Regions from separate parts of the Mus musculus genome. Here region 2 is linked to region 1. The links are chromatin loops, found by intact Hi-C in ENCODE. Cell type or tissue: gastrocnemius. All regions are shown on one strand. Each heading gives the region's core, and the rest is flanking DNA. Links, peaks and the distances in the headings are about the cores only.

Region 1 (17,383 bases), core at 6,795-9,294:
CAGCATGTGTCAAGTTGACACAAAACCAGCCAGTATACCAGTGAAGCCTCAACCCTTTCTCATGATGAGCTTTTAAACACAAAAACCATGCTCTGGGTTGACATACTTCAGTTAACAAGAAAAGTTAGCCAGAAGCAGAATTACAGAAGCCAAAAAGCAAGGTTAGGACGTTTAGAGCTAATGATATTCCAACCATTATGTCTCTCTGCCCCTTAAAATGATGGATCTTGGGTTCTACTTCTTACAATGATTTGTCAGTATAGTCCCAATACATACAGACTTCCTCATAAGCAGAGCCTGCATGGCATGCTCAATACTTGTTTACTACATGATTAAAGTCACAGTGGTATAGGCTGAGGAAATGGTCAAGGTTGTAAAGAGCTTGTCAGCCAGCTGGGCATTAATCCCAGCACTCGGGAGGCAGAAGCAGGCAGATTTCTGAGTTCGAGGCCGGCCTGGTCTACAAAGTGAGTTCCAGGACAGCCAGGGCTACACAGAGAAACCCTGTCTCGAAAAACCAAACCAAAAAAAAAAAAAAAAAAAAAAGAGCTTGTCAGCCAAGCATGAAAACCTGAGTTGGAATCTCCAACACCCACATAAACAACAGTATCCCTGTAATCTGAACTCTGGGGAAGCAGGCAGAGACAGCAAGATCCTGGGACCAGAGCATCTAACCAATCCAAAAAAAAAGTGGAGTGGGTAAAGTGTTTGCTGTGCCAGCATGAGAACCTGAGTTCAGATCCTTAGCACCCAAAAAAGTCTGGCATAATAATAATAACACACATCTGTAACACCAGCCCTAGGTTGTGGGGGAGGGAGACTGGCACATCCTGACCAAGTAGACCAGCCATAGTCACACGCTCTGACATACCCCTGGCCTTCATATGTGCACACAAGGGCAACTGCGCGCGCGCACACACACACACACACACACACACACACACACACACACACACACACACAGAGTGATTGTTAGATGCAGGTTTTATCCAACACCAGAAGGCCATATGTAGAAGGAAAAATATTTCAGAAGCTAAGGGGAGCTGGTGTTAAGAGAGTACCAGGAACACACTCTAACCTGCAAGATACAGCACATGGTACTACACATAAGCCTAATTAATGAGATGGAGCTGATGAATGCATACACTTTAGCAGGGGCAGCAGGAATGAGGAGCGGGTGAGGATGTGGGGCACTTCACCCTGCTCTTTGCTTTGGACTGACTTTCACACTGCATATAAGTATCGTAGGTGTGAACCAAACTGCCTCCCTTTGATGGAGATCCCACTACACTGTGTATATCAGGAAACAGGAGTCCTTCAAAGTGCTAGGGGAAAACCAGAAACAAAGGCCTATCCATAAAAGGAAAAGAGACAGATACCTGAAGTAGAAGTTTCTGGTTGGGTCAGGTGATACAGAGTCACATGGTATTTGTTTTGCTAAGGGAAGACATGTGATATTTGGAGAGAGTATAAATGGGACAGTGATGGTGAGTTTGCATTGCCAGCTTTGTAATGATTCATTGGTCTCAGAGTCTTCATCTTTGCTGATCTTCACTTCCTTGAGAGAGACACGCAGCAGAGAACTTTTCCAGGAGTCCCAGCTGGTCCTAGTCGCTCCCGCTGACTTATGTGATTCGTGTTTGGTGTCCTGACTGAACTGGACTGAACTGGACTGCTGGTATCCTGACATCAGAGATTGGAATAGCCCCCCAAATACTTCTAAACAGGTCCACATACCCTTGTCCTTTTTACCACCTAACCCTTTTCAACCCTACCTTTGGATGGTGGGCTTGAAGCGTTTAAGAACCCTTATTAAAAGTAGTTGGGTTTTTTTTTTTTGGTTTTTGTTTTCATTTTTGTTTTTTGTCTTTTAATCTAAGCCCAGAGAAAACTCCTGGCCTGTCCTTGTCACATACCTTTTCCTTACTCTAGATACAGCAGTGAAACTTTTAAAACCCTCAATGTCCCCTGGCATGGTGGTTCTTTAATCCCAGCACCTGGGAGCAGAGTCAAGTAGATCTCTGTGAATTTGAACAAATAAACAAACAAACACCCTTGGTGTGATGGAAAATAGGAAGAATTAAATTGAGATCATTGTCTCATACAGTGGCAAGTAATTGATGCTGAGCCTGCTTTCAGCCACCACAAACACTAGCTGCTCAGCTGCATGGAGTTCTAGGTTCTGTACCTCTTGAAGATGTTTGTTTCTTAGAGATATAACCTACCATTATCTAATGTTCTATAATTCTCAGCTCCATTAATCACATGATGTTTTCACTACTCCAAAAGCAAATTCTACCTATATTTGTAATATGAGTAAGAGTACACTTGTAACCTCAGTACTAAGAAGAAGCAAGTAGGGGGCTGGTGAGATGGCTCAGTGGGTAAGAGCACCCGACTGCTCTTCCAAAGGTCAGGAGTTCAAATCCCAGCAACCACATGGTGGCTCACAACCATCCTTAACGAGATCTGACTCCCTCTTCTGGAGTGTCTGAGGACAGCTACAGTGTACTTACATATAACAAATAAATAATAATAAAATAAATCTTAAAAAAAAAAAAAAAGAAGAAGAAGCAAGTACAGGCAAGAAGGTGACCTGTGCTATCACACTTCAGAGTTTTGTTTTGTTTCAAGTGGATCTTAATCTGTAGCAAAGCCTGGCCTTGAACTCTTGGCTATCCTCCTGCCTCAGCCTCTCAAGTGCTGAAATTACAAGTATAAGCCATCAAGCTCAGCCTTCATCCTTTTTTATGTCTGAATTATATTCCATCACAGACTTGAACACCAAACACATACACTGGGTACCAGTTAAGTTCAAGGCAAGTGCTGTGAGGAACTTGTTGAGATGTCTCTTTAGGTATAAGGCTTTTTTTTTTTCTCCACAAGACAGGTACACTGTGTAGCAGCTAATGGTTCATGGACAGCTAGATTTATAATTTTTTTCTTTTATGAATATTTCTGATATAGTAGAGAGCAAAATAAATAAATAATAACATCAGATCTCAGTATGAGAAACTCAAAATGTTTTTAGGTTTCTTTCAATCATCTGACCTACAAATGAATGCCTCTGACCACCTTCTCTTTCTTTTCAACAAAACTCGGACTTTCAGCAAATAACTGTATCTAGCTGGAACTTTGCAGTATTTTGCACTAGTGTGTTTATTTTTAATTCCCTTCTATTTATACTGTTATAAGTAGAAGTTTAACTATTTCCTACTTAACATTTCTTTTCCCATAAGATTATTTGCACTTTAAAATGAGCTAGCATAAAGAAAATATTATTTAGATAATATGCAGATGTGAGAAACTATATTAGTAACAGAACAGTGCTTGGAAAATACCAGCTTAGACATGGCATTTAGTGTGGTTATCATGTGAATTTTATTCTGTGTTTGATGTGGTACTTCAAAACCGTGCCCTCCAATCATTACTTGGTATCTGCGTTAACAAATAAATTGATTTAAAATGTGTCCCAATTATCCCAATTTTGAGGAGAGGCCAAATGAACGCCCCCACACAATATCAAAGGTTTTCAAGCACACTAAACTCTGATGTCCCTAAGTCGCTTAGCTTATTAAAGAACTCAGATAACTAAGTTTGTTCCACTGAATGCAGAAGGCAGAAGATCCCACCTGAGATAGAAAGGGAACTGGATTCTTTCACAGACAGACACTTTCTACTACTCTAAATTAGCGAAACAAAATCAACAGGAAATGTCAATAAGTGTCTACTTCCTAAATTGAATTTGATCTTTATACGTCGGTACCATAAATAGGAATCCAAGCATTCAGGTATTCAGGAGGTCAAAGGGAAATTTCCCCCTGAGCTGGAAGGAGTGGTTCTACGGCTTCTCCCCTAAGTCACAACCACACACCCAGGTCCAGCCTCTTTGCATAAACCACACCCCTCCTCCACCCACTCCTCGTAAGCCCCGCCTCGCTGAGGCCCCGCCCTCATAGGGAAGCCCGGAGCAGAAGCCACGCCCCAGGCAGAAGCACACCCGGCGTGCTCCGGCTACTCCTCGGTATCTCCGCCTATCGTGCCTCTTGCGTGCTCTGAAGATGGCGGCAGCTGCGGGAAGGTTGCTCTGGTCCTCGGTGAGTGGCTGGCAGCTGGGCAGGCGCATGACACAACAGCGACTCTGGCCCGCACTTGTTTCCAGGACCGGATCGCGCACCCTTAGGTCTGCTGCCCACTAGCTCCTATGGGAGGGAGTTCTCAGCTCGGGGACCTCTAGGCCTCCTGCGGCTAGAAAGGCCCTAGCCCCTGCGCAGGACAGCCTTTACACTATCCCCGTGGGTGATGTGCTCTCCAACAAGTCCTTGTGCTTGATGGTCCCCTTGCTGTTTCTTCACTAAAGCACCCAGGCCTGACTTTTGAGGCCAGTATGCTGACTACTGTGTTCTAGGATCTGTCACCAAATATGACCTTGGCCAAGATACACGTGTGTGTGTGTGTGTGTGTGTGTGTGTGTGTGTGTGTGTGTGTGTGTGTGTGTGTGTGTGTGGTTTTTCGAGACGGGGTTTCTCAGTGTATCCCCTGGCTATCCTGAAACTCGCTCTGTAGTTCAGGCTAGTCTGGAATTCACAGAGATCCGACTGCCTCTGCCTCTGGAGTGCTGTCTGGCTTGACTTCACATTTCTGAACCTTAGTTTTTCCTACATCTCGACATGGCTGTGGGCTCATACTTAAGTCTGAGTATAAACAAAGTAACGGGAGTAAAAACAGTAACAGGAGCCTCTTTCTACTCCCACACTCAGGCTGGACTCTGCCTTGGTATCTGCTGTTCTCTAGTAGCAGCCTACTGTCTGTCCTCTTGCCAGCCATCCTCCTCTCCTTTCTCATCGCCGGGCTCAGCCCTTAATTTCCTGTCCCATGTTGGACATCAAAGTTGAGCAAACACTACTAACCTTGAGCTTGGGCCAAACACTCCCAGTGCATGAACTTCACCCTATTCCTTGACTGAGAGCCTGGAAGGGACTTTTTCTGAGAAAAACCTTGATGTGGCTACATGATGCAGCAGTTAGCTCCAGGTGGGGGAGGGTACAACTACTCAGCCTGGCCTAGCCTTCCTGAAATTTTGGAGATTTTTTATTCTTGAAGCTTTATTCTTATGATTTTCTTGTAGACTCAACCCATGCTCTTAATTTGATTTGGTATCTGTTTCGTTGGGAAAAGGGTCGTTAACAAAGGATGACAGCAGCAAGGCAGAATTCAGTCACCCTTTCGGAAAGCCTTCCTAATTGAAAGCATTTTTCTTTCCAGGTTGCTCGTCATGCAAGTGCTATTTCCCGGAGTATTTCTGCCTCAACAGTTCTTAGGCCTGTTGCTTCTAGAAGAACCTGTTTGACAGACATACTGTGGTCTGCCTCTGCCCAAGGAAAGTCAGCCTTTAGCACCAGTAAGTGTTACTGTGCTCTAGTCATATCCAGGTAAAAGGAAACCCTTATCAGCCACTCTGGACCCTGGCTATACTTGAGGCTTGTCCTTGGAGATTTTAAACATGGATATGAGAATAATGTAGAGATGGCTGGATCTAAAAGGAACTGTTAGGAACAGTGAGTCCTTGGCGGTGTCAAAATTTTAAAACTTACTTTTAAGAAAACAGAAAGAAAATGGAAGCCAGTGGTGGAGCCACATGCCTTTAATGTGAGCATTCAGGAGGCAGAGGCAGATCTCTGTGATTTAGAGGCCAGCCTGGCCTACAGATCAGAAAACCTTGTCTCGAAGAACCAAAAAGGAAGAAAAAAAAAGTTGCAGGCCAATCAGGGCATCACAGTGTGAGACTCTGTCTGGGAACAATAAATAAACAAGACCTCTCCCCATGCCCACCCCCCTAAAAAAGAGTAGAAAAAGTGGTAGTCTAGGAAAAAGAAAATATTTGTATAATATACTTAACAAAGGCTATTTCTCTAAGATACCTAAGTTACTAGATAAAATGAAAACACAAAACACCACTGTACCCCACCCCAGGTTTGAAACATGTCCTGCATCTGCTCTTGGTTTCTCTCTGCCATGCCTCAGTGCCTCTCACCAAGATAACTAACTATAGACATTGCCTCCACCATTCTTATCTTTTTGATGGCCTAATCTTCCTGGAAACATCTGTTTTCCTGCATTAGAGCCTCTCAGACTCTGTTCTCTCTACCGTGAAGAGCTAATCTGGCTGCTTGTTGCTGAGGGTCCTTTTAAGACTTGCTGAGTTTGTTTTGAGTTTGTTCCTTTTCCCTGTGTATTGGCCCCTCTTGGTCAGTGTCCTGTGATACTCACACCCTAGTCTGAGCTAGCTCCATGTCTGGCTGCCTTCTGCTCTCTACTGCCTTCTTCCTCTTCCTTTTGTAGTTCCAAGGGCATTTCATTTCTTCTAGTTTTTGTTCTTTAAAAAAACCTTTTCTTTAGGGTTGGAGTGAGAGCTAAGTCAGTCAGTCAGCTAGCATAAGGATCAAAGTTCAGCTGACCTTCAGAACTCACAGAAAGCCTGGCATAGTAGTATACAATGGGTCCAGCACTTGAGAAAGAGGCGACCACTGAGTCCTTGGAGCTCAGTGCCAGCTACCCTACCCTACTTGGTGAGCTGAGTTTATAAAAGACTCTTAAAAGAGAGAAAGGGTTTTTAAAAAATGGTAGATGTCTTCTGAGGATCTGTGTGTCCTCCATCCTTCATATTCATGCTCACAAGTGTGTGCGCGCACGCGCGTATACACACACACACACACTCCTCCCTACCACTGAGTTGAGTTTGTGTATATACTTTGGAATTGTGCTGAAGGGCAAAATTACTTTACCTAAGATGTACAACTGAAGTGAACCATCTTATTGAGTTAAATTAATAAACAACTTATGTCACCAGTTATGGCAAATAGTAAGTTTACTTGATATGTTCCAACAAAAGGAGTTTAAATAAAATCATGCAGTACTCGATGTGGTGGATGACAAGCTACATTCAGGTGTGTGGTCTTTTTTTTAGGTTCCTCTTTCCACACCCCTGCTGTCACCCAGCACGCGCCCTATTTTAAAGGTACTGCTGTTGTCAATGGAGAGTTCAAAGAGCTGAGTCTCGACGACTTTAAGGGAAAATACTTGGTGCTTTTCTTCTACCCTTTGGATTTGTAAGTTTGATTTTATAATATTTTCATGTCCCTCTGAGAGCTGGTATTGATCTCTAACCCACGCTGAAATTCCTCTTTTAGTGGAGAGAAAGATTCTTTTTAATTTTTGTTCACTGTCCTTGGCCATCTGTACCTCATATAACCATAGTGGGAGGAAACATCCTTCCTTTTTTTTTTTTTCCCCCATTCGTTTGTTTGTTTGTTTGTTTGTTTGTTTTTGAGACAAGGTTTCTCTGTCTAGCCCTGGCTGTCCTGGAACTCACTCTGTAGACCAGGCTGGCCTCGAACTCAGAAATCCGCTTGCCTCTGCCTCCCAAGTGCTGGGATTAAAGGCATGTGCCAGCACTGCCCAGCCCTTTTAATGGAGGAGTTTTAGTATGGTTCTGTCAGTTTTTCTGGTTGTACTGGGGATCAAACCCTGGGCCCTGTGAATACTAGGCAAGCACTCTTACTGGATTATACTATCAGCCTTTAATACAGTTCTGTCTCACATACTTTTGATAAATGGTTCCCTAAGCCAGTCTAAACTTTACAACAGTCTGGGTAGAAGTAATATAGGAAATTATTATTATTATTATTATTATTATTATTATTATTATTATTATTATTATTATTATTTTGTGGCTGGAGAGAGACGATGGCTCAGAAATTAAAAGCACTGGCTGCTCTTCCAGAGGTCCTGAGTTCAATTTCCATAGTGGCTTACAACCATCTGTATCAGGATCTGATGCCCTCTTCTGGTGTATTTGAAGACAGCAACAGTGTAACTCATACATTAAAAAAATAAAATGAATTTTTCATAAAGTTACTTTATTTAAAAGTACAGGTTTTCTTTTAACTCTTTAAACATGCCTCACAATCCCATTCATTCATTCATTTGTTTACCTGAGGCAAGATTTTCTCTACAGATGTTTTGGAACTCACTGTAGACTAGGCTGGCCTTGAACTGAGAGAGATCAGCTTGTCTCTGCCTCCTCAGTGCTTGGATTAAAAGTAGACGCCACCATGCCCAAAACGAAGCTTGCTTTTTCCCTTTTTTTTTTTTGGGGGGGGGGGGTCATGGTCTCCATATGTAGACCGGGCTGGTCTGAACTCACAGAGATCCTCCTGCCTCTACCATCAGAGTTCTGGGATTAAAGGTTTATGCTATCACACCTAGCATACCCAGCCGATTTCATGTCTTTCACCCCTAAGCAAATCAATTTAGTTTTAGACTTCTAACTGTTGTAAGTTTTTGCTTTTTTATGATCTAATGAAACTTTCTCTTTTTTCCCCCCAAGCACATTTGTGTGTCCTACAGAAATTGTTGCTTTCAGTGACAAAGCCAATGAATTTCATGATGTAAACTGTGAAGTAGTTGCAGTTTCAGTGGATTCCCACTTCAGTCATCTTGCCTGGATCAACACACCAAGAAAGGTAGGTTGGGTGACAGTCACCTTTCCTTGGTCTTATTTTATTCTTTGGTGTCACTTCTACTTCACAAATAATACTGACCACACAATAAAAACATTGTATATATTTATGGGATACAATGTGATGTTTTGATACATGTGTGCATTGTCTATGGATCAAATCAAGCTATTCAGTACTCTTTCTTGAATCATTTTTTTGTGATGATGACATTCAAAATCCTTTTTAGCTTTGTGGGAGTGTCTCTTGCTCATTCCCCAGCAACTTCTGCCCCCCTGCACTAACAAGAGAGATTTAATACAAAGTCTAAAGGTTGTCAAAACATAAGACAGTCTGAAGGGAACATTTGTCTACCTGCCTTCCCTCCTTTCTTCCTTTCAAAAACAGAATCTCAAGTATTCCAGGCTCAAGGTTAGGGTGTATTAGCTCAGATGACTTCTGATCCTCCAGCCTCCACCTTCTAGAACCTGGCTTATGCCTTGCTGGGGATCAAATGCTGTACCTGTACCAGGTGAGCCATATCCTCCTGAAGTAGGTTCTTTGTAGATCCTCTCCTGTCAGCAGTTTGTAAGCTATGGTAGTAACAACTCCCTGGATGTTGTTTGTATCTTTACTGCTCATTCCATGCATATCTTCCAAGTAATGGAGACAGGCTTAGTGGGACAAGTGATGTGGCTGTCATCTTCTTTTACCTCCTCTTGGGCCTACACTTTGAACCCTTAATAGTTGGCTGTACTATTTTTGATGTCTACAAATCTGCTAGGGAAGAAAAAATTCAAAATTTCAGTAGGTATGTTTCAGGACTAACAATGGTGACTTGAATAATTTACTTTCTTCATTTTTATATTTGAGAATTTAGTTTTCATTTCAACAGTTGCTTTAACAATTGGAAAAGACGGCAGAGTATGCTCACAGCTTTTACCTAGCATGCAAGAAGCCTTGGGTTCAGTCTCCAGTACCGTATACACTGGATGGGTTAGCATAGCCTATGATCCCAGCATTCCAGAAGTTGCAGCAGGAAGATAGAAGTTCAAGATCATCATTGGCTATATAAAAAGTTAGAGGCTAGTCTGGCTACATGAGACAGACCCTGCCTCAAAAGATAAGGTCAACCAGTCTCTTTCTAGCAATGGCCTGAAGAAAAGTACTTAGCCTTTTTTGTTTGGGTTGGGTTGGGTTGGGTTGGGTTGTTTGTTTGTTTGTTTGTTTGTTTGTTTGTTGGAGACAGGGTTTCTCTGTATAGCCCTGGCTGTCCTGGAACTCACTCTGTAGACCAGGCTGGCCTTGAACTCAGAAATCTGCCTGCCTCTGCCTCCCAAGTGCTGGGATTAAAGGCATGTGCCACTACTGCCAGGCTAGCCTTTTGAGCTTTAGTTTCCTCATTTTTAAAATGATGAAGATGGGCCATTGAAGGTAGTCAACAGGAAAAGTACTTCTGGGTAAACATGACAACCTGAGTTCTGTCACTGGAGCCCACATAGAATGGAAGGAAAGAACTCCACAGAGTTGTCCTCTCACCTCCATACATGTGCAGTGCCTCGCTTGAGTGTGCATAAACACACACACACACACACACACAAACATGCATACAATAACTAATACAAGATAATAGATACTGGAAAGATGACTCATCAGTTAAGAACACTGCTATTTTTTTTTTAAGATTTTATTTATTGGGGGCTGGTGAGATGGCTCAGTGGGTAAGAGCACCGGACTGCTCTTCCGAAGGTCAGGAGTTCAAATCCCAGCAACCACATGGTGGCTCCCAACCATCCGTAACGAGATCTGACTCCCTCTTCTGGAGTGTCTGAGGACAGCTACAGTGTACTTACATATAATAAATAAATAAATAAATAAATAAATAAATAAATAAATAAATAAATAAATAAATTAAAAAAAAAGATTTTATTTATTATTATATGTAAGTACATTGTAGCTGTCTTCAGACACACCAGAAGAAGGCATCATATCTCACTACGGATGGTTGTGAGCCACCATGTGGTTGATGGGATTTGAACTCAGGACCTTTGGAAGAGGAGTCAGAGCTCTTACCCACTGAGCCATCTCACCAGCCCAACACTGCTATTTTTTAAGAGGACCCAGGCTTAATTACCAACATCTACATAGCAGCTTGCAACTGCCTTTAACTCCAGTTTCAGGGGACCACATACCGTCTCCTGGTCTTCTCAAACACTGCATGCTTGTGGTGCACTTACATGCAGGTAAAACACTCAAACACGTAAAATAAAGTAAGAGGGAATTAAGTTAAACATAATTTCCTTGTGTGAATTTATTACTTGCCACCATCATTGTTGGTTTTAAACATTGGTACATGGTTCACACCCTGTTGGACCACCCGAGAAAAACAGTCCTGTTTGCCTTTTTATTAGAATGGTGGTTTGGGCCACATGAACATCACACTGTTGTCGGATATAACTAAGCAGATATCCCGAGACTACGGAGTGCTGTTGGAAAGTGCTGGCATTGCACTCAGGTAAGAGCTGTTCTTAGAGATGGGATGGTTTTGCATATTTTAGTGTCATCTTGTTTCTTAAAGATTTATAAAGACTCTATTAAAGCATTTGTCAGTTTTGGTAAAACTCAGGAAGAAGTACAGGTTTGGATCTTTGTTGGTAGTTTTGATTTTTGAGACAGTGTGTGTGTGTGTGTGTGTGTGTGTGTGTGTGTGTGTGTGTGTGTGTGTGTGTGTGTGGTGTTTATATACATAGATTTATTAGAATGGCTTATAGGCTGTGGTCCAACTAGTCTTAACAATGGCTGTCTACTAATGATAGGTCCAAGAATACTGTAGTTGTTCAGTCCATGATGCTGAATGTTCTCAGCTGGTCTGTACTCCAGGAACTCATAGTAATTATTTACTCTCTATTCGGGGTTTCTACACTGTCTTGATCATTCAGTTCCCAGATAAAAGACACACAACCTTTACATTTATAATAAGCCCTTTATAGCACTAGACCTGGGCAGATATCTATCCTTTAAGCCATTAGAAATTACTTCCCCATCAATAACCCTTAGTTGTATCTTCCATGTTCCATCTGGACATCTCATAACTCCAGTTGGCCAGCCCTCATGGCATGTTTTCGTGATTCTTACCTTGAGTCATCTTGTTCTCTTTCCATCTTTTCTCCCTCCTCCCTGGTCTTCCTCCTCCTCCTCTTCCTCTTCATTTTTATATTTGAGAATTTAGTTTTTATTTCAACAGCTGCTTTAACAATTGGAAAAGACGGGCTGGTGAGATGGCTCAGCAGGTGAGAGCACTGACTGCTCTTCCGAAGGTCATGAGCTCAAATCCCAGCAACCACATGGTGGCTCACAACCACCCATAATGAGATCTGATGCCCTCTTATGGTGTGTTTGAAGACAGCTACAGTGTACTTATGTATAATAATAAATAAATCTTTAAAAAAAAATACACACACACAATTGGAAAAGACGGCAGAGTATGCTCACAGCTTTTACCTAGCATGCAAGAAGCCTTGGGTTCAGTCTCCAGTACCGTATACACTGGATGGGAGAGGTAGATCTATGAGTTCTAGGCCAGCTTGGTCTATGTAGTAGTGCTAGGACTATGTAGAAAGACCGTGTCTCAAAGGAAAAACCAAAAGGGATTGTGAGGTGCTATAAAGATGACTCAGCAGTTATGAGTGCTCATTGGTGTTACAGAGGATTAGAGTTTGATTTTTTTTTAAGATGTATTTATTTATTTATTTATTTATTTATTTATTTATTTATTTATTTATTACATGTAAGTACACTGTAGCTGTCTTCATACACTCCAGAAGAAGGCATCAGATCTCATTGATCTCATTACGGATGGTTGTGAGCCACCATGTGGTTGCTGGGATTTGAACTCAGAACCTTCAGAAGAGCAGTCAGTGCTCTTCACTGCTGAGCCATCTCACCAGCCCCTAGAGTTTGATTTTATAGCCACCTGTAACTCCAGCTCCAGAGAGTCCAGCACCTTCTTCTGGACTCTGGGTATTTGCATGCATGCATACACAACAAATACACATAAATAAAATCTTTTTTTTTAAAGGAAGTTTTAAATATTTATTGGATGCAACTTCAATCTCTCCCTTTTACATATATGTGATCACATTACCAGAGTGATATAGAAGTCCAAAGAATGTATACTAGATCACTGTGTAAAAGTCTTTACTGTCTCTAGTTCATTCTTTTTAGGTATCATATATCACATTGGGAATACAGTTTTTCAATGTTCCCATAATGTATGCTTTCCTTGGTGGCCTTGTATTAGAGCATCTGTCATTACTAAAAGTTGATAAACTTTTTTATAATGTTAATTTCAGGTTGGTTTTTCTAAGATTTATTTTTAATTATGTGTGTGTAACTCTGTAAAATTATGTACATTTGAGTACTCGCCCTTGGAGGCTATAAAAGGATGTCAGATCCCCTGGAGCAGGAGTTACAGGCAGTTGAGTGGGTTCCCTTCCAATGGGTTCTATGAATTGAACTCAGGTCCTCTGGATAGACACAGTACAAACTATTAATTGCTAAGTAGTCTCTTTAATCCCTAAAACTCCCATTTTAAAGCCTTTGACAAGTTGATGAATTTACTAATAGGAGAATAAAGACATAAAAGGAAAGAAATGAGTTGTTGGCACTAGTCCTGTTAATGAGGATAAATTCTGTGCAGAGGTCTCTTCATTATTGACCCTAATGGTGTCGTCAAGCACCTGAGTGTCAACGACCTTCCGGTGGGCCGCAGTGTGGAAGAAACACTCCGTTTGGTAAAGGCGTTCCAGTTTGTGGAGACCCATGGAGAAGTCTGCCCAGCCAACTGGACACCAGAGTCCCCTACGGTATGTTGTTTTCCTTAGAGCACCACGCCCCAACTCCAGGTCTTTGCTCAAGGATAATCTACCAAGAGGTGCTGGCTGAGTGTGGGTTGGTAACACTTAGATGGACAGTTTCTACTGAGGCTAGTAGTTAATTTTTATCTATATGTTTTGAACAAAATAGGCTAATCTTCAAAAATGAAGAAATTTTAGTTTAAGACTGAGAGCTTGGGCCAGATATGGTAGCACACACCTTTTATCTAGATGAAGAGGCAGTGAATCATTTTTGAGTCTAGCCTGGTCTACAAAGTAAGTTTCAGGACAGCCAGGGCTATTACACAAAAAAAACCCTGTCTTAAAAAAAAACAAAAAACAAACAAACAAAAAACTAGAATCTTTGAGCTCATCTTTGAGACTACTATTATGAAGTTCCTCCTAAAAGATTTAATTTTTTTTTTTTTAATTTTCAGATCAAGCCAAGTCCAACAGCTTCCAAAGAGTACTTTGAGAAGGTCCATCAGTAGGCCATCCTATGTCTGCAATTACCTGAAGCTTTTCAGGCCAAAAAAGAGCCCCAGCTGGAATCCTTCCAATGCCTTGAAGATTATTTATAGAATGGCAAAACCTCATTATGTTTGTGTTTATAAGTACTGCTCCACAGGCTTTGTAATTTTAAGACAGGTTCAGGCTCTCTAAAGGTGGCTAGCTGCTTCCATAGCTGCTCTTACTAGGGACTTCTTGATGGCTAACCAATTCTCCCCGAGTGCTTGGCCCCCATTTCTTGGATCATGTCCTTAGAGGGTAAGCATTCTTTCCCTTAGCCTGCCCTGAACCTTGGTCTACAGTGAAGTAGCACATAGTGCCAGTACTTGGTGAAATGAAGTAGCACATAGCACCAGCACTTAATGGAAGCTTCTGATCAAGGTCCTAAAATTTCCTCTTGAATTTTTGTGAATTATGCTGAATTTCCCTTTTTTTTTTTTTTAAATTGTAGTCATTAACTCACAGTGTCCTTGTGTGTTCTGAGGTATTGAAGAGGTATAATCATGAAGGACTATGTCTAATCCATAAGTCATTTTCTTCAAGAGCTGGATATATAGAATAAAAATAAACATTAAAATATTTGCGTTTTTGACTTATTCTGGGGCACCGTTTCTCCTTTGATAAGTTAGCTCAACAAATATTTATTGGGCATTTGACACAGGGCTGGCTCCACTCTCAGGAAACTGAAACTTAGTAGGCAAGACTGATACCTACTTTCATTCATTATTTTGGTAGCCATGAAAAACATATGCCAGGTTGGACTTTGGAGGCATTGGAGTGAAGAAAAATAAACCTTTGTGTTTATGCACTTGATTCTAGAAGAAAAGCCCAATAAACAGAAATCAGATACTTGCCGGGTTGGAGCAGTGTTCTGAGTAGGTTTTTCAGGGAAGTCCTGAGGGAAAAGAGACTGGGTCTATTTTCTGGGTCTATATGTAAAATGAGGGTAATTCTATCTATTGTGTATCACCAGCATCCAAGGCTAGAAGAAAGTTGAGGCTCATGGTTCCAGATTAGTTCATGACCTGCATGGCAGCTGGCAAGAATGACACTGGAACAGAGCTGAGATCTTATATCTGATCCACAGGCATGAGATAAGACACCCAAGTGGGAATGGTGTGGGTTTTAGAAAATTCCAATCCCATCCCTGGGGCTTCTGATAAGGCCACACCTCCCGATCCTTCCAAACAGTTACACCAACTTAGGACCATGCATTCAAATATATGAGTATATGGGATTATTCTCATTCAAGCCATCGCAGGAAGTAAGGGGCTTCTAGGCAGGAAACATGAAGGAGGTCATGCCACTAGAGCATAAAGGAAAATGGCAGTTAGGGACCCAAAGTCTCTCAGGCAAGCTAAGGAGTGAATTCTAAATGTGATGGGGAATATCTTTGATGGACATTGCAGCTCATGCATGTATGTATCCAGGAAGATCAAACCCAGTCTGGGCTACAGTATGAGATGAGACCTTGCCTCAACTACCTTCTATATTCCCTCAAAAAGAAAAAAGAGTGACAGTAACTTACCCTTAAGATCATTCTGGTTCTTTTGACTGTAGGACTTCCAAAGTGGTAAAGCACAGAGAGCCAGATGGACTGGATCTGTGACTCACTGAAGGGTAGAGCCAATCAGACAGTGCAGTGTGCTAAAGACCATAATGATACCACAAGTGCATATCTTGGCATAATGGGAATACTGAGGAGGGGCCCTTTTACCTATCTGTGGAGAGAACTGTTGAAGGCTATAGCAAAGTGAGTCAGGTCAACTAAGTGACTGAAGAGAAGAGCCAGATAAACTGGCAGATCTGAATTCCTGGGCGAGAAAGGCAAGGACTGATAACCTCTAGGTGGTGGTCATGGCTACTACTGGCCACCTCCAATGGGTTCAGCCTGGCTCAGTCATTTCCTTCAATCTTCAGCAAGCCCCTAAGATTAGTACAATTACTAGCCCTTTTTCTAGATGGAGATACTGACATGACCAGAATCATTTAACTATAAGTGTTGTGCAGGGGCTCCAGTTCTGCACTCTGGAGTCCTGCTGAACACCACACATACTCTAGGCACACATTCAAGTCCCATCTATCCTGACACTGAGAGAAGGTAGGAAAGCCCTATTTGACTCTAGTTGATTTGGCTTTTAACCAAAGTGGATTTGACCCGTTGATGCAAAAACAAAAACAACAACAAAAAAACAAAAAACCAAAAACCAAAAAACAAAAAACCTCTCTTATCTTAAAAAAAATAAGATAATAAGAGTTTATTCTGGAGCTATTTTAAGTCATCAGAGCCTGGGAACACAGGTTTAGGTTACTCCAAATCTTACATTCCCGTGTGAAAGCCATTTCACAAAGTTTGTTATAGTTTTACAGTACGGAGAAAGTCACAAATCAAGGAAAGCTTTAAAATACATTGGTGGGTACATCAGAGAGGCAGAGGTACATCATTATGCAGGAAGCTTTCACATAAGGTCAAGATGCTATTTGATGCCATCCTTAACTTTTGATTTGGTAGAAGCTAGTTGTCTGCCAAATCATCAATAAATTCTAAAAGGTTTTATCTGTTGTCATGAGAAGTTAGTTCTGACACAGAGGTGGACAAGGAATGGCTGCTCTGGAGGGCCAGAACTTAGTCAAGGTAATTCGCCTCTAGGCCATAACTTTCTAGTCTCTCCACAGTACTGAAATTTTTGTCAACAAAATCAGTTTCTGAACTCCTTTCAGTTTTCATCACAGACCCAATGCTAGAAAGAAACCGGTTAAAACCTAACCGGTCTGGCTGAGAGTTTGGTACACTCTACTCAGATCCAACTTTTCCACACTTGCTTCAATAATATACACTTTTGGAAATCTCAATACTTTTTAATAAATGGCATGATAATTTTATTTTTCACTGCACCATGAAAATTATGTAACTGGCTCTGGCTTGACCCAACTCGTGTACATTTGACTTTGTATACAACAGTTTTCAGGGGTAATGTGCGCCTGATAAGCGCAGGCGTGACGGTAGAAAATCTCTTGCATCAGTTACACTGTCTTCTTTCTTACAGGGTCTCCGCCCCAAGTGGAGACTGGAAGTGGGAGTGAACGCCTCTGTACCCGGACCCTTCGGATTCTTCTAACTTGAGGAAAGGAAGTAGAAGAACTTGGCCTATAGCAGGGGAGCGTTCGGGTTCTGGGGCGGGACACGCTGATAGGCTCCACCCCTTGCGCTGCAAAGCAAACGGGGCCTGCATCACACTCGGGTTTGTTCAGAGAAGAGGAGGAGGCGCTTGCTGGCGTTGCCAAGGGCGTAGTGGCGCCGCTGTCCAAATGGAACCCAACCTGCAGTTCTGGATTTCCGAACGCCAAGTACTCCGGGGCTGGGTGTTGGGGGCGGGAGGCTGGCCTGACCAGCAAGACCTTGACAGGCTGCCCTGCGTCATCATGACTTTCCTCTCAGAGATCCTGTAGTGCGGAGGGAAAAACAACCCCTTCAGTGGTCTCCGCTCTTGCATCTCTTAC
Region 2 (2,500 bases), core at 1-2,500, 110 kb after region 1:
AAGAGCTAGCTACATTAGGGGGATCAAACATATGTATGGGGTATTAGTCAAGAGCCACCAATGCTACATGGCTTGTAATTCCAGAATTTTCCAGGTCAGTTTTGGCTGGTGAAACTCTTCATGTTTTTCCCAAAGACACTTTGTCAAAGTTATATTTATAATAGAGGGAATTATATATCAGCTATATTATATTAGAGGGCATGTTATTCAGCAAACTCAAGACAACAAAATTAGCCTGAAATAAAACACATTTCTGATAGTTTTGAAATACATGGTTTTGGTTTAATATATCTAACAAAAGTTATAATCAAAGCCATTTAACTTCTGAAAAGGACTTTATAGGAAAAATAAAGTACAAAAAAGTAAAAAGCCGATAAAACTAGCAAGTTTGGATAGACAAATGCAGGCTAAAGCACAGCACAACCTGTGCCTTTCTGCCCATGGTGAAGCTGTTACAATGCTGTCCCTTTTTGTGGTCTAGCCAGATCCACAGTGCTTTCTTAGGCAGAAGCCAACTTTATCAAAGTGTTATATGAAACTTTGGGTTTTAAGTTTCATTTTTGTCCCTTTAATGGCATTCTAGGGTTTTGTGCATTCTAGGCAAGTGCTCTATCATTGAGCTATACCCATGGCCCTAAACTTGGATGTCTACTGTAAACAATTTTGCAAAACCTTTATAACATTGCATTCCAAGCCTTCCTCTACTTCCTGAGTGTCAGGATTAAAGGATTGGTTATTTTTAGGGCTAAGTTTATTTTCTCTAGAACACTAGAAAAACAAGTACTTTTTCTTTTTTTTTTTTTTTTTTTTGGCTGTACACTTTCAGTATCTGTTAGCTGGGAAACACAGACTTGGCATGGGTTGGAGAACACCATGTGGGATACAGTTTTGTGTGGTCACTACTGTGTGCAAGCACATGGAGGTCAGAGGTCAAGGGTTGCCCTACTCAATCATATTCTCCTTTTCTTCAAACAAGATGTTTCTTTTGAATCTGGGTTTTTCCATACCTGGAGCTAGACTGCCTTGCTAGTGTCCCCAGTGATGCAATCATAGCTACCTTTGGCTTAAATTACCCCAAATCTGCAGATGAATGTGGAGGTCCAACTTCAGACAACCATCTAGCTTATGAGATCATGTTTTTCACTCAGACCTGGAGCCCATCCATGTAGCGTGGCTGGCCTCTGCCTCGTGAGCACTGGGGTTATAGGCATACCACTATTCCCTTATGTAGATGCTGGGGATAGAACTTGGGTCCTTGTGTTTAGAAGCGCTTTTCTGACAGCTGTCTCCCTGTTAATATAACAGCTACTTAGTTTGATATTTTCCAAGAGCCCTCTCAATACCATGGGACAAGAATGCCAGTTTCAGCAGCCTTTAGTTCTGGTAAGATGCCGAAAATTAAAAGTTGGCATTAGGTACATGTGGTCATGGTTCAGCTCATGTGCTTAAATACTGGCACCATACATACGTGCCTTGGGAAATATCTGATGGGATTACAGCAATCTGACTTGATTTTGCTTTTGACATTGAGAATACCTTTTTGAAAAGGCAGATTAGCTAGAGGATGTGAATTTATGTTGACTTGAAAAACTTCACCTCAAAACAAGTAGTATATTTTCTAGCAAAATAACAACGTTTTATTACATTCAGGCCTAGGCCCAGTGAATGTGGGGCTATAACTAACAGGGATAGTTTTCTTCCTTGTGAAGAAAGTCCTCCCTTTTACCAATAGGGCTAACAGCTGTATTTTCACACCAGCCTCTTTTTATACAGAAAGTAAGTTTGCTGTAAAGTTGCTACTTAATACGAAAGGCAGTCTAGCCTAACTCCCAGTATTCCTAGCTAAATCTGACTATTGCAAACATTATATACTTAAACTCTTGGCTGGTATTAGCAGATAGTGGTGTTGATGCATGGCTGAATTTATCTTAATTCACCTTTACCTTTGCCTCTTCTGTCTAGATGGTAGGTAGTTTTGTGCCATATTCCAGCACTCACTATGATAGATTTACAGGAGTACTGGAAAGAGGAACTTTGCATGAAGATCTTTTGGGGTTCTGGAAGCAGACAAGGGTCTCAGTAATAGTGGAACCACCAAGAGGGAGTTAATGAGACAGACTTGAAGTGGTTTATTCTGGCACACCCTCTGTAAATTGAAAGGCAAACAGCCCAGAGTAGAACCTTTTGGAACTCGAGTTATTGCATTATAGTTCCCCATTTTCTATTTAGGAACCCTGAACTTGAGCAATCAAGGTGGGTTAACACTGCTCTAAATAGGTTTCCTCCTTTCTGAGGAGGAAATGTCTTAGCATCAGACACAAAGAATTGGACCATCGGGGTAGTGCATAGAGAAAATGCTAAGCAGGAGTTACTGGGGAGATTAATGGATTCATAATACTGTCACTGTATAAATACACGTCTCTCAAACAGCACCGTTTCCAAATATGTACACGATATGATTAAGCCTTGGCACAGTTAATTTTAAGGATTGGAAAGACTA

What was found. Hi-C counts contacts between places; a loop is a spot of excess contacts. Peaks named below come from ENCODE experiments on the same cell type or tissue, not always from the same donor. Only the 100,000 strongest peaks of a DNase experiment are listed, where the experiment ranks them.
Region 2: a loop joins it to region 1, with 2.1 times the contacts of the local background. A loop is called at or near these places in 2 of 42 quality-filtered maps.

The regions. Positions count from the first base shown.
Region 1 is chr19:60,861,146-60,878,528 of GRCm38, reverse strand. It overlaps Prdx3 (peroxiredoxin 3), which reads left to right and starts at 3,991. Exons shown (of 7, transcript NM_007452.2): 1 at 3,991-4,097; 2 at 5,266-5,401; 3 at 6,968-7,109; 4 at 8,390-8,525; 5 at 10,910-11,013; 6 at 13,198-13,363; 7 at 13,810-14,463. The coding sequence starts at 4,062. The coding sequence ends at 13,863. It overlaps Sfxn4 (sideroflexin 4), which reads left to right and starts at 17,101. Exons shown (of 14, transcript NM_053198.4): 1 at 17,101-17,230. The coding sequence starts at 17,192. In gastrocnemius, for the core only: a CTCF peak has its summit at 7,860 (motif pointing left); no DNase peak of the experiment used is centred there.
Region 2 is chr19:60,757,672-60,760,171 of GRCm38, reverse strand. It overlaps Nanos1 (nanos C2HC-type zinc finger 1), which reads right to left. Exons shown (of 1, transcript NM_178421.3): 1 at 258-2,500. Among named protein-coding and RNA genes, the nearest start is that of Nanos1, 2.9 kb to the right of the region's middle. In gastrocnemius, for the core only: no CTCF peak of the experiment used is centred there; DNase peaks (open chromatin) are centred at 929 and 1,134.